3 separate regions of the Homo sapiens genome follow, and all the other regions are linked to region 2. The links are chromatin contacts, found by Hi-C or POLR2A ChIA-PET in ENCODE. All regions are on one chromosome and are shown on one strand. The core of a region is the stretch at or near the end of the contact, and the rest is flanking DNA. Distances in the headings are between cores, read along the strand shown.

Region 1 (3,692 bases), core at 1,064-3,563, 66 kb before region 2:
TTAGTGTGGATTGTATAGTCTTCTGCTTCTGTAAGTCACATGGAAAAATCATTCTAGTATTATGTGAAGTGTAACAAATAATTGCTTTTGGCTTTCTTCTTGGGTGTGTTAGTCCATTTTCACACTGCTATAAACTTCCCTGAGACTGGGTAATTTATAAAGGAAAGTGGGCCGGGCGTGGTGGCTCACGCCTGTAATCCCAGCACTTTGGGAGGCCGAGGCGGGCGGATCACGAGGTCAGGAAATCGAGACCATCCTGGCTAACACAGTGAAACCCTGTCTCTACTAAAAACACAGAAAATTAGCCGCGCGCGGTGGTGCGTGCCTGTAATCCCAGCCACTCGGGGAGCTGAGGCGTGAGAATCGCTTGAACCAAGGAGGCAGAGGCTACAGTGAGCCAAGATCATGCGACTGCACTCCAGCCTGGGTGACCGTGTGAGACTCCGTCTCAAAAAATAAAAATAAAAAAGGAAAGTGGTTTAATTGACTCACAGTTCCTCATGGCTGGGGAGTCCTCAGGAAACTTAGAATCACGGCAGAAGGGGAAGCAGGCACCTTAACAAGTCAGCAGGAAAGAGAAGCAAGCGAAGGGAGAAGAGCCCCTTATAAAACTCTTAGATCTCCTGAGAACTCACCATCATGAGAACAGCATGGCAGAAATCGCCCCCATGATCCAGTTACCTGTCTCCCTCCACACATGGGGATTACAGGTCTCTCCCTGGACACATGGGGATTACAATTCCAGATGAGATTTGGGTGGGGACACAGAACCAAACCTATCACTGGGAATTCCGTTTCTTTTTAAGACAGGGTCTCTGTTGCCCAGGCTGGAGTGTAGTGGCACAGTCACAGCTCATGCAGCCTCAGACTCCTAGGCCCATGCAATCCTCTCACCTCAGCCTCCCAAGTAGCTGGGACTACAGGTGCATGCCCCCACACCCAGATAATTTTTGTATTTTTTTTTTTTGTGGACATGGGGTCTCCCTCTGTTGTCAAAGCTGGTCACAAACTTCGGGGCTCAAGTGATCCTCCTGTCTTGGCCTCCCAAATTGCTGGGATTGTAAGCATGAGCTATGGTGCTTAGCCTTGGGAATTCCAGTTCTTCTTGCCATTCCAGGCAGTGATGTGAGCATGCTGGGGGCCAATCCCAGTTTAGTCAAATTGATTGTTTCCCATCACTATTGCTGTGGTCCACCTGAAACTAAAACTAAAGTTGTATATGAATAAAAGGAAGAGCTGCCCGGAGGTGACAGGTTCAAACAGGGCTCTCTGGGATTTTCTTCTTGGCCTAGAGAGTCCAATTTCTTTCAAGTTTTATTCTTGCCAGTGAAGAGGTGAGATATCATCCAGAACTCAAAAGGGTGTGATGCCCTCTTGGCCTTAGAAGTTTACTAAAAACAGTAGCATGGAGAGACCAAGATCCAGGACTTTGAACTTGGACTGACCTGGGGCATTGCTCCAGCATTTCTTAGCTGAGTGACCTTTGGCAATTACTTAACCTCTCCGAGCTTTGTCTTTCTGATCTTTAATAAAAAGACAAATACTTAACCCCCTCCTGGGGTCTCTTGAGGGTGAGATGCATCAGATTTGAGGCTAAAGAGTAGGACCAGGATAGAAACTTAAGGGCCCTTGAATGCAGAGCTAATGTGGGTAGCTTTTCTTCTATGGAATGGGGCCAGCAGAGGTTTCCACTGAGAAGAGGGAAGATGTGATTCTGTCTGTATTAACCAAAGTGCCAGGTGGTGGACCCAGAACACACAGGCTTTTAAAATGTTCTGTACCAGAAGAGAATTTTTTGGCTCATAGTAATCACTTAATAAAATGGCAGATGCTATTTAATGATAATCATAAGTAAAATAGTGGTGATGATGATAATGAAAGGTTCAGCTCTCTTCCTGCTGTATTTCGAAGTCAACCCCACACTCCCGTGTTTGACCGGCACCTCCCTATTCATTTCAAGGTGCTAGCAGCTCTTGGTGGGCCCCTCTTACCCTGGCTACCCAGGGCCAGAACCATGTGACTCCCTTCCCCTAGTGGGTGCCCTGAAAGCCATATTTGTCTCCCACCCCTACCCCCGTCCAAGGCCCTGAGGATGGGGGCGGGCAGGCAGTCGCGCACTCCCGGGGGGCGTGTAGAGGGGTACCAGCCGCAGCCCGGAGTGTGAATAGCGCGCATTGACGCCGCTGCCGCCCGAGCGGGCTGGGGACACCCTGGCCGAGCCTACTGCCTGCGAGCCCCATAAAAGGAGCAGCTGCCGCCGGGCCGCTCAGACGCGCGGGGATGAGGCGGGCGGCCACCGAGCGCGCGCCTGGGCTCCGGCAGTGACCGAGGCGAACTCCGGGGCCGCTCCGGGGCCCGCAGGTAACGGTTTTGTCCTTGGGTTTGGAAGTGACAGCAGGAAGAGGGGAGGGGAGGGGGTTAGGAAGGGAGGAAGGAGACTGGGCGGGAATGAGGAAGAGGGAAGACGGAAAGAGGGAGGAAAGGGAAGGAAGGAGAAGGCGAGGAAGTGGCCGCGCCGGGGAGCGGCTGGAACGCGCTGCACTTGCCGCCCGCCCGGGCGTTCAAGTTCCCCCTTCCCGCCTCCCCAGGCTGGCGGTCGCGTCCCTCCCGCGCCCGGAGGCTCCAGCCAGCCATGTTTCTTGGGCGAGCATCTCGGCCCGCGCCCCGGAGCGCAGGGCCCGAGCAGGGGCCGCCTTGGCTGCGGCGCCAGGGCAGGTGCAAGGAGACGCGGGCGGCCCATCAGCCGCAGGCTCGTTCCGCCTAGGGCCAGGGTCCCTTGAAGTACAGTTTACTTTGGCTCCAGTGGGTTGAGAGCCAGGTTCCCTTCCCCCTTGCTGCCTCCCGTTCCCGCCGACCCCGCTTCCCTGGCCTGCTGCCACTTAATGAACTGTTGGCTCACCCCACCCCTCCAGTAGCCTGCATTTTGAGCTTAAGAGTGTTGTTTGCAGCCGGGAGCGGTGGCTTACACCTGTAATCCCAGTACTTTGGGAGACCGAGTTGGGTGGATTACTTGAGGTCATGAGTTCGAGACTAGCCTGGCCAACATGATGAAACCCCCTCTCTATTCAAAATACGAAAATTAGCCCGGCGTGGTGGCGCATGCCTGCCGTCCCAGCTGCTAGGGAGGCTGAGGCAGGAGAATAGCTTGAACCTGGGAGGCAGAGGTTGCAGTGAGCTGAGATCGCGCCACTGCACTCCAGCCTGGGCGAGAGGGAGAGACTCCGTCTCAAAAAAAAAAAAAAAAAAAAAAAAAAAAAGAGTGTTGTTTGCATAAAGCTGGGCTCAGCTGGAGCAAATGGAGAGGAGTTGAAAAGGGAGGCCCTTTTGTGCAGAGCCTTATTGTAGAGCCACTTTTCTCCCCTGGCCCTGAGCCTCTGGTGGTCCCCAGTGCAGGGAGAGGGGATGGTAGGGTGCCTAGGCCTTCTTGCGAGCTGTGTGCCAACTGCCCCTCTTGTCCCTCATTGGGATGCTTCATCTGTGGGCGGAAGGCTCCTCTGAGGTGGTGAGAGCCTCATTTCACCTGGGATGCCCCCAATACCCCATGGCTCTAGTTTCTGTGGCTTCCCTGCTCACTCACAGGAAATGTAACTTCTGGCAATCAGGCCTGTCTGCCATGAGCAGAGCTTCTTCCTCCAGAGCAAAGCGTATTCACATCAGACTGAATGGGTTCCAGTCTGCAGAGCTGGTTATTG
Region 2 (3,518 bases), core at 125-2,624:
TATGTGCCTGGCACTGCGTCAGGCCTGAGAACACAGTGGTACACAAAATCAGATGTGGCTCCTGGCCTCTTTGAGTTTATAGTCTAGAGGTGAAGACAGGTACTGATTAATTAAACAGTCTGCTATATACAATAAAGGGCATTAGGAAGGGGAGGTATGTGGTTCCTTGAGAACATATAAGAACTGATAAGGACAGCTTTGATCTAGTCTGTGGGGTCAGAGATACTGTTGCTGAGGATGAGCAGGTAGTAACAGGGTGAGGAGCAGAGGGAGGAGTGGGTGCAAGAGCTGTGAGATGGGGGAAGGGGGCACAGTTTACATGCTGGGGGCTGAAAGGCAACCAGTGAGGTCAGAGTGAAAAGAACAAGGTGAAGGCAATCAGGACAAGTGCTTGGAGAGTGGGCATGGGGCAGACCACTCAGGACCGTGAGGCCAAGGCAAAATCAGATATGCTGGATGTCCATGTATTCATGTACTCTATACATATTTGCACTATACATAAAGAGAGTAAGGTTTTTGTACCTCTCTCCCCCTCAAAAAAGAAAACAATTTTTGCCCCCTTGGGGGTGATATTGCCCCGTTGAAAATGCATGCTGTAGATTCCCAGCCATAGGTGGTCACTACCATCCTGTTCTCAGGCTTATTTGCAAAAGCTTGTCTCATAGGAAGAAGACAGACAAGTACCCCCAATTCCCACCCCCATTTACCTTGGACCAGCCATGTAACTCCATGGCAGGCGTTTCTGCCACTTTGGGCCTTTATGTTTGTCATCTGCAAAAGAGGAATGATTTTCTCTGTCCCAAATGGCTTTGCTACACAAACAGTGTGATCCATGGATCTCAGGCCCACCCTGATCATTACTTAATGTAATTTAATTGTTTGCACATTGAAGCTTGACAAAACTGATGTATGCCATATAGAATGGTTGTGAAGATCGTGTTTCAGTCCAATTTTTACTTTGTATTTCCCATGCCTGGCATTAAAAAGGTTTTCTGTAAGGAAATGAATGAATGAATAGTAAATTTGTATAATTTGAAAGCCATATAGATTTGATTCATCCTAGCTTAAATTCCAGGGTTACAATCCTCCTTAAATATTTTATAAAGCCCTAAAAATTGATTTGCAGTGCCTATTAATTTTTAAATGTGTGTCAGAAAAATATTTTCTTTGGCTTTGTCCTGGCCAGAGATTTTGCTTGTTAATTAAGGCCAGCAGTGGCTTCCTCTTAAGTCCTCCTTTGCCCTCCGCTTTCCTCCCTGGCTACCCTCCCTGTTGAGATTTGTTGTAGAACCAGTTCTGAAAATAGCAGCAGAGAGAACAAGTTTCCACTTGGGAGGGAGCCCAGCCACTGCAGGAAACGTGTGTTGGATAACGCAGAGCCTGTGGGATAATCAGCCTCACGGCTCCTAGACACTGTGCAGCCTGCCAAGTGATAGCCCCAATTAAGTTTTTAATCACTTACAATTTTTCAGATGATTTTTATTTAATACTGTTAAGTCGCGCATACTGTCTGTAAGGTTTGTGTTTCTACATGGCTAGACTTTGTAAGGTTTGTGTTTCTGCTGTGGCTAGACTTTGCTTGATTGTGATGAGAGTGCAAACCATTGCAAAGGTGGAATACTTTCTGGAAGGTTAGAGTCATGAACTCAAATGCCTGAGGGGCCAGACAGGTCAGGTAAGAGGGTGCATAGAGGCAAAGAAGACCACTGGTGACTGTGGCAAACTGGAGCAAGCATGACCCATCCTGCCCATTGCTGCACGGTAAGGGCAGTTCACAGCAGAATAAGAGAGCCAGAGTTGAAATAAGACAGCCAGAGTTTTTGTCCAAAAGCCCAGGGCCGAAAGCAAGCTCTCCAAAAATCAATTCACTCAAAGGCTAATCTGTGAATTATTGAAGACTTTTTGAAGTTTAAGGTTTTTTTACATCTACTCATGCCTCTGCTCATGCCCCTGTATCTGCCTATGCCCTTGCATTGCAGCAGCCTGAGGGCACTGTTCTAGATGGGGTCCAAGATCTTTGTCTGTCAAGGGTCAGGCAAAACCAAGAGGAGGAGCAAAAATTTCTCTGCAGAAATCCTTGATTTAGTATGTTCATGTGAATTGGCTTTAGACACATACTTGCTTTTCAACATCCTCTATAAGAGATGGAGTCCCTGGAACCAGACTTTACAGTTTGTCAAACAGCATTGAGAATCCAGACTTAACTAGAAGCTTTCTAATTTTAAATGTTGGTCACTAATCCAAATTATTTTGAAACAGTGGCGTATGAAAGTTTGAACACTCTGCAGTTAGAAAACCACTAGACAGAATCTTTTCTGTAAAGGTTGTAGGTTTCAGTACGGGAAATAAGAAATAGTGGAGAGATTTGGATAATTATAACACTATCTCATATTTAACACCTTATAGTTTACAGAGTACCTTTGAAAACTCTGCATTAGTTAATTTTCACAATAATCCTATGAGGTTGCTACAGCTGGTGCTACCATTCCCATTTCACAGAGAAAGTACTAGAGAGACTGAGTGTTAGAAGACTTGGTTATTTGGTTATTGACAGGTTTGCTTGCTTAGTGCTCAGTTACCATGTGCAGCACTTTGCATACATGATCTCTTTGATCCTCAAAACAATGTAGTATGGGTGTCATTTTAAAGACTGAAAACATGTGATAGCAACTTTAGGTAGCATTTATCTACCCTCACCATAGTGGCAGACTTCAGCATAGGTTAAAGGCAGACCGTCTCATTTTGTCTTCCTAACAGCTATTCTAGGTGTAAACTAGGTTCTCTTAGAATCCCAAGTTAAAGGCGGACAAAGACTGGCCCAGAGTCACACAGCCAGTTAGTTAGTAGTGGGCTTTCAACTCTGAGCTGTCTCTTCCAAGCCTTTTACCCCATGATATGGTGTGCCAAGGCTCTGCAGTATTGCTCATGGGCCACTCATTAGATTAAAGCCAGTGAAATTGCTTATGTTTGACAGTTTATATCTTCTACAACAGCAATTTCATATGGTTCAATCTAATATTATCTACTTTATCTGCCTCCATTCAATGTTAAACTAATTTTCAGAAACAGGAAACCATTGTGAACAAGTGGATTGTTTTGGGTTGTTTGTAATTGCATTAACAAATCTGCTAATCATTTATTAACTTAAGAAAGATTTTGAACTTGAAAAGTGAGGGTAGGTACCTAATGGAAAATCCACACATATTTGTCAAAGTTAAGTGGAACTTTTATTTTCCAAGCACTTATTATTTCTGCCATAAATGCAGATGTTGAAGTTTTCATTGATTTTAAATGATTAATAATTTTATGAATGCTACTTCAGTTTAATGGCACTGAAACTGAGTGATATGGTTAGGAAATTATGCATATAAAAATTACGAGGGAGGGGTTCCACATCTTTCAGTAGAAGTTTCTTATTTATAGACATTGGCCTTAATTTAACATCTAACTTGAAAATGTACATGATGTCGTGATATAATAATGATTAAGGAATGAAAATTAAATTCATTAGAGCTTTG
Region 3 (3,366 bases), core at 357-2,856, 92 kb before region 2:
TAAAATGTAACTCCAAGGGACAAAAAGAGCACCTAGGGTGACTGTCTTCAAGTAGCTGAGTTATTATAGAGTATTAAGTGTGTATGTGGATCGAACTTAATGTGCCATGGTATGTGAAAGACTACTTACATATTTACTTACAGCTATTTGTTGAACACTTACTCTGTGTCTGGCACTGTTCTAGGCACTAGGGTTATATAAACTAGACAAAATGTCTGAATTTGTGGAGTCTACATCCCAGGGGTAACCATACATCATCTCTAGTCCTGAAGACAACTCTGCAATATAAGTATCAATTTACAGGTAAGAAAAGTGAAGCTCAGAGAATAATCCTGGTGGCAGATACCTAAATGTGGTATTGTGTAGCAAGGAATCTAGTAGTGAAAGGATTCAGAAAAAGTCAAGTTTATTATGACCTGAGCTTAGTCAATAGGAGGCTTCCTGGAATGTATGAGTTCTGAATTGGCTCTTAAAGGAAACCGTTACTTAAATGCAAGACAAAATGCAGATAGCAGTACAACGCCCATTTTTCTTGATTTAAGCAAAGCAACAAGATAGCACAGAGACAGCCTGGCAAAAAGATGAAGATAAAAACGTATTTGCCTACTTCAGTCAGGCATCATCAGCATCATCAACAAGACCCCTGGATGGCAGAGCGGGTTCACCATTTGTATTAGCTCCAGCCTGTTAGAGCTGGAATCTTTTATTCAGGCTCAGAGAGGAAGAGTGCGGGGATTGATTAGCATTGTCTACGTAGGATTGACAAGGATCACCACTAATTTCATGCTAATGTGTCACACATGTCATGATATTGGTGTCACTATATTGATTGTTCTAGCACCCTGAGCTGAATTTTCAGAGGGCCACTGTTAGAATTATTATCAAACAGGTTATTAATACGTGTTACTTGATTAATTAGATATTTAGAAACAAGAAGCAAACAGAAAACCGCTAAAAATGCTAAGTATGCATGCTCTACATTTTATAAAATCTGTGTGTATATATACATAAAGTAATTAGAAAACAAAATTAGACAAATATCTAATGACTCTAAAAACATCTTTACTGAGGTAGAATTAATATACAATATCCTGTCCATGCTTAGAATGTATGATTTGATAAGTCTTGACTTGTGCATATACCCATAAAACCAGCACCACAATTAAGAAAACGAACATACATTAGCTCCCCCAAAAATGTCCTTGTGCCCCTTTATAATCACTCTCCTCTACCCTGTATCTCCCGATTTCAAGACAACCAGTAACATGTTATCTGGTGCTAAGTTTGTTTTATCTAGAATTATATGTGAATGTAATCATGTGGTATGTATTTTTTTTGTGGCATCAGGAATCTGACTTCATTCGTAGCATAATAGTGAATTATACATCATTCACTAGCAGAATTTTTTGAGAGCCATTCATGTTGTAGCATATAGCAACAGCTCACTATTTTTGTTGCTGAGTAGTATCTCATGGTATGGATGTATCATCTTTTGTTTGTTTATTCACCCATTGATAGGTATTTGGTTTGTTTCCAGTTTGTCTATTACAGATTAAGCTGCTATGAACATTTGTGTGTAAGTCTTTATATGGATGTATGCTTTCATTTCTCTTGAGTAAATATCTGTGGGTGGAATTACTGGGTCACATGGTCATCTCTCTTTTTAAGAAATCTCTTAACCTTCCCAGAGTGATTGCATCACTTTATATTCCTGCCCAGCAGTGTAGGAGAGTTTCACTTCTTCCACATTTTCATCAATACTTGCTTTGGTCAGTCTTTTTAACTTTAACCTTTCTAATAGTATATCTTGGTACCTCATTATGGTTTTAATTTTTATTTCTATAATGACTAATTTTTCATGTGCTCATTTGCCATCCATATGTCTTTTTTGTTAAAGTGTTTAATTCAAATATTTTACTCTCTTTTTAGTTGGTGTTTTGTTTGGAACTCTATAGATTCTGAATATAAGACCTTTTTCAGATATGTGATTTGTACATACTTTTTCCCAATATGTGCCTTACGTTTTCATCCTCTTAACAGTGTCTTTTGGGGAACAGAGATTTTTAACTATGAAGCAATACAAATTACCAATTGTTTCCTTAATAGATTGTGGTTTTGGTGTGATATCTGTTTTTACTTAACCTAAAGTCACAAAAGTTTTCTTCTATAAGTTTTATGGTTTTCGGTTTTAGTTTTATGTCTATGATCCATTCCGAGTTGAAGTTAATTTTTTTAAATGTGAAAGTCCAATTGTTTTAGTGTCACTTGTTGAAAAGATTTCCTTTCTCCACTTAATTGTCTTTGCATCTTTGTTGGTAATTAGTTGTCCATATATGTGAGGGCTTATTTCTTGATTCTCTATTCTGTTTCACTCATATACTCACCTTTCTTTACACCAGTACAACACTGTCTTGATTACTGGAGATTTATAATGTCTTGAAGTTAGGTACTATTAGTTTTCCAACTTTATTCTTCATTTTCAAATTTGTTTTTGCTATTCTAGGTCCTTCAATATTCCATGTAAATTTTAGAATCACTTTGTCCATTTTGACAAAACGTATGGTAGGATTTTGGTTGGGATTGCGTTGAATATCTAGATATAGATGAATATGTGGAGAATGGACATTTTAAAAGTATTGCCCATGAATAGGGTAGATTTTAAAATTTCTCTCAGTACATTTTTTTTTTTTTTTTTTAGTTTCTATGCAGGTCATTTACATCTCCAGTCAGATTTACTGCTGGGTATTTTATATATTTTGTTGCTGTCATAAATGCTGTGTTAAAATTTTTGTTCCTGAAAATATCTATTGGGTACTGTACTTATTACCCAGGTGATGAAATTACCTGTACAGAAAACCCCCATGGCAAGCAGTTTACATATATGTATGTATATATATATACATATATATATGTAAAAACCTGCACATGTATCCCGGAACCTAAAATAAAAGTTAAAAAATAAAAAATAAAATTTCTATTTCTGATTACAAGTTACAAGCAGAAAGAAATATAATAGATTTTTATATATTGATCTTGTATTCTTTAGTGTGTCTAAACTTGCTTATTACTCCCAGTAGTTTTATTGTAGATTTTATCAGATTTTCTACATAGATCAGGGGTCAGCAAACTTTCTTAAAAGGCCAGATAGTAAATAATTTAAGCTTGTGTGTGTCTGTGGCAATTACTCAACTGCCCATGGTAGTTGAGTAATTAGTAGGGTGAAAGCAGCTGTAGATAATACACAAGTGAATGGGTGTGACTGTGTTCTTATGAAACTTAATAACAAAACTGCCACATTTTGCCAAACCCTGACACAGCTAACCATGCCATCTGAGAAATAATAAAAGTTTTACATCTTCCTTTTCT

Evidence for each region. Hi-C counts contacts between places; a loop is a spot of excess contacts on that map. ChIA-PET counts read pairs that join two places held with the same protein, here RNA polymerase II (POLR2A). Pooled maps may share reads with other maps.
Region 1: a map of heart right ventricle shows a loop between it and region 2 (2.0-fold over the local background). The contact joins two enhancer-like sites. A Hi-C loop is called at or near these places in 10 of 168 maps with a recorded cell type or tissue (HCT116, aorta, cardiac septum and 5 more) and 4 of 50 pooled maps. POLR2A ChIA-PET finds 5 or more read pairs at or near these places in 3 of 52 experiments (all WTC11).
Region 3: a map of PC-3 shows a loop between it and region 2 (2.4-fold over the local background). The contact joins two enhancer-like sites. A Hi-C loop is called at or near these places in 2 of 168 maps with a recorded cell type or tissue (PC-3 and heart left ventricle). POLR2A ChIA-PET finds 5 or more read pairs at or near these places in 1 of 52 experiments (WTC11).

Annotation. Positions count from the first base shown.
Region 1 is chr3:65,548,077-65,551,768 of GRCh38, reverse strand. The region is part of intron 2 of MAGI1 (membrane associated guanylate kinase, WW and PDZ domain containing 1); the gene reads left to right. Among named protein-coding and RNA genes, the nearest start is that of MAGI1-AS1, 340 kb to the left of the region's middle. Within about 2 kb of position 2,313, at least 5 of the 41 ENCODE cell types and tissues checked have a DNase peak (open chromatin) inside an H3K27ac peak, as active enhancers do; they include heart right ventricle, where a contact is called at or near this core.
Region 2 is chr3:65,481,492-65,485,009 of GRCh38, reverse strand. The region is part of intron 3 of MAGI1 (membrane associated guanylate kinase, WW and PDZ domain containing 1); the gene reads left to right. Among named protein-coding and RNA genes, the nearest start is that of LINC02040, 310 kb to the right of the region's middle. Within about 2 kb of position 1,374, at least 8 of the 41 ENCODE cell types and tissues checked have a DNase peak (open chromatin) inside an H3K27ac peak, as active enhancers do; they include heart right ventricle, where a contact is called at or near this core.
Region 3 is chr3:65,573,776-65,577,141 of GRCh38, reverse strand. All of the region lies in intron 2 of MAGI1 (membrane associated guanylate kinase, WW and PDZ domain containing 1), which reads left to right. Among named protein-coding and RNA genes, the nearest start is that of MAGI1-AS1, 320 kb to the left of the region's middle. Within about 2 kb of position 1,606, at least 2 of the 41 ENCODE cell types and tissues checked have a DNase peak (open chromatin) inside an H3K27ac peak, as active enhancers do.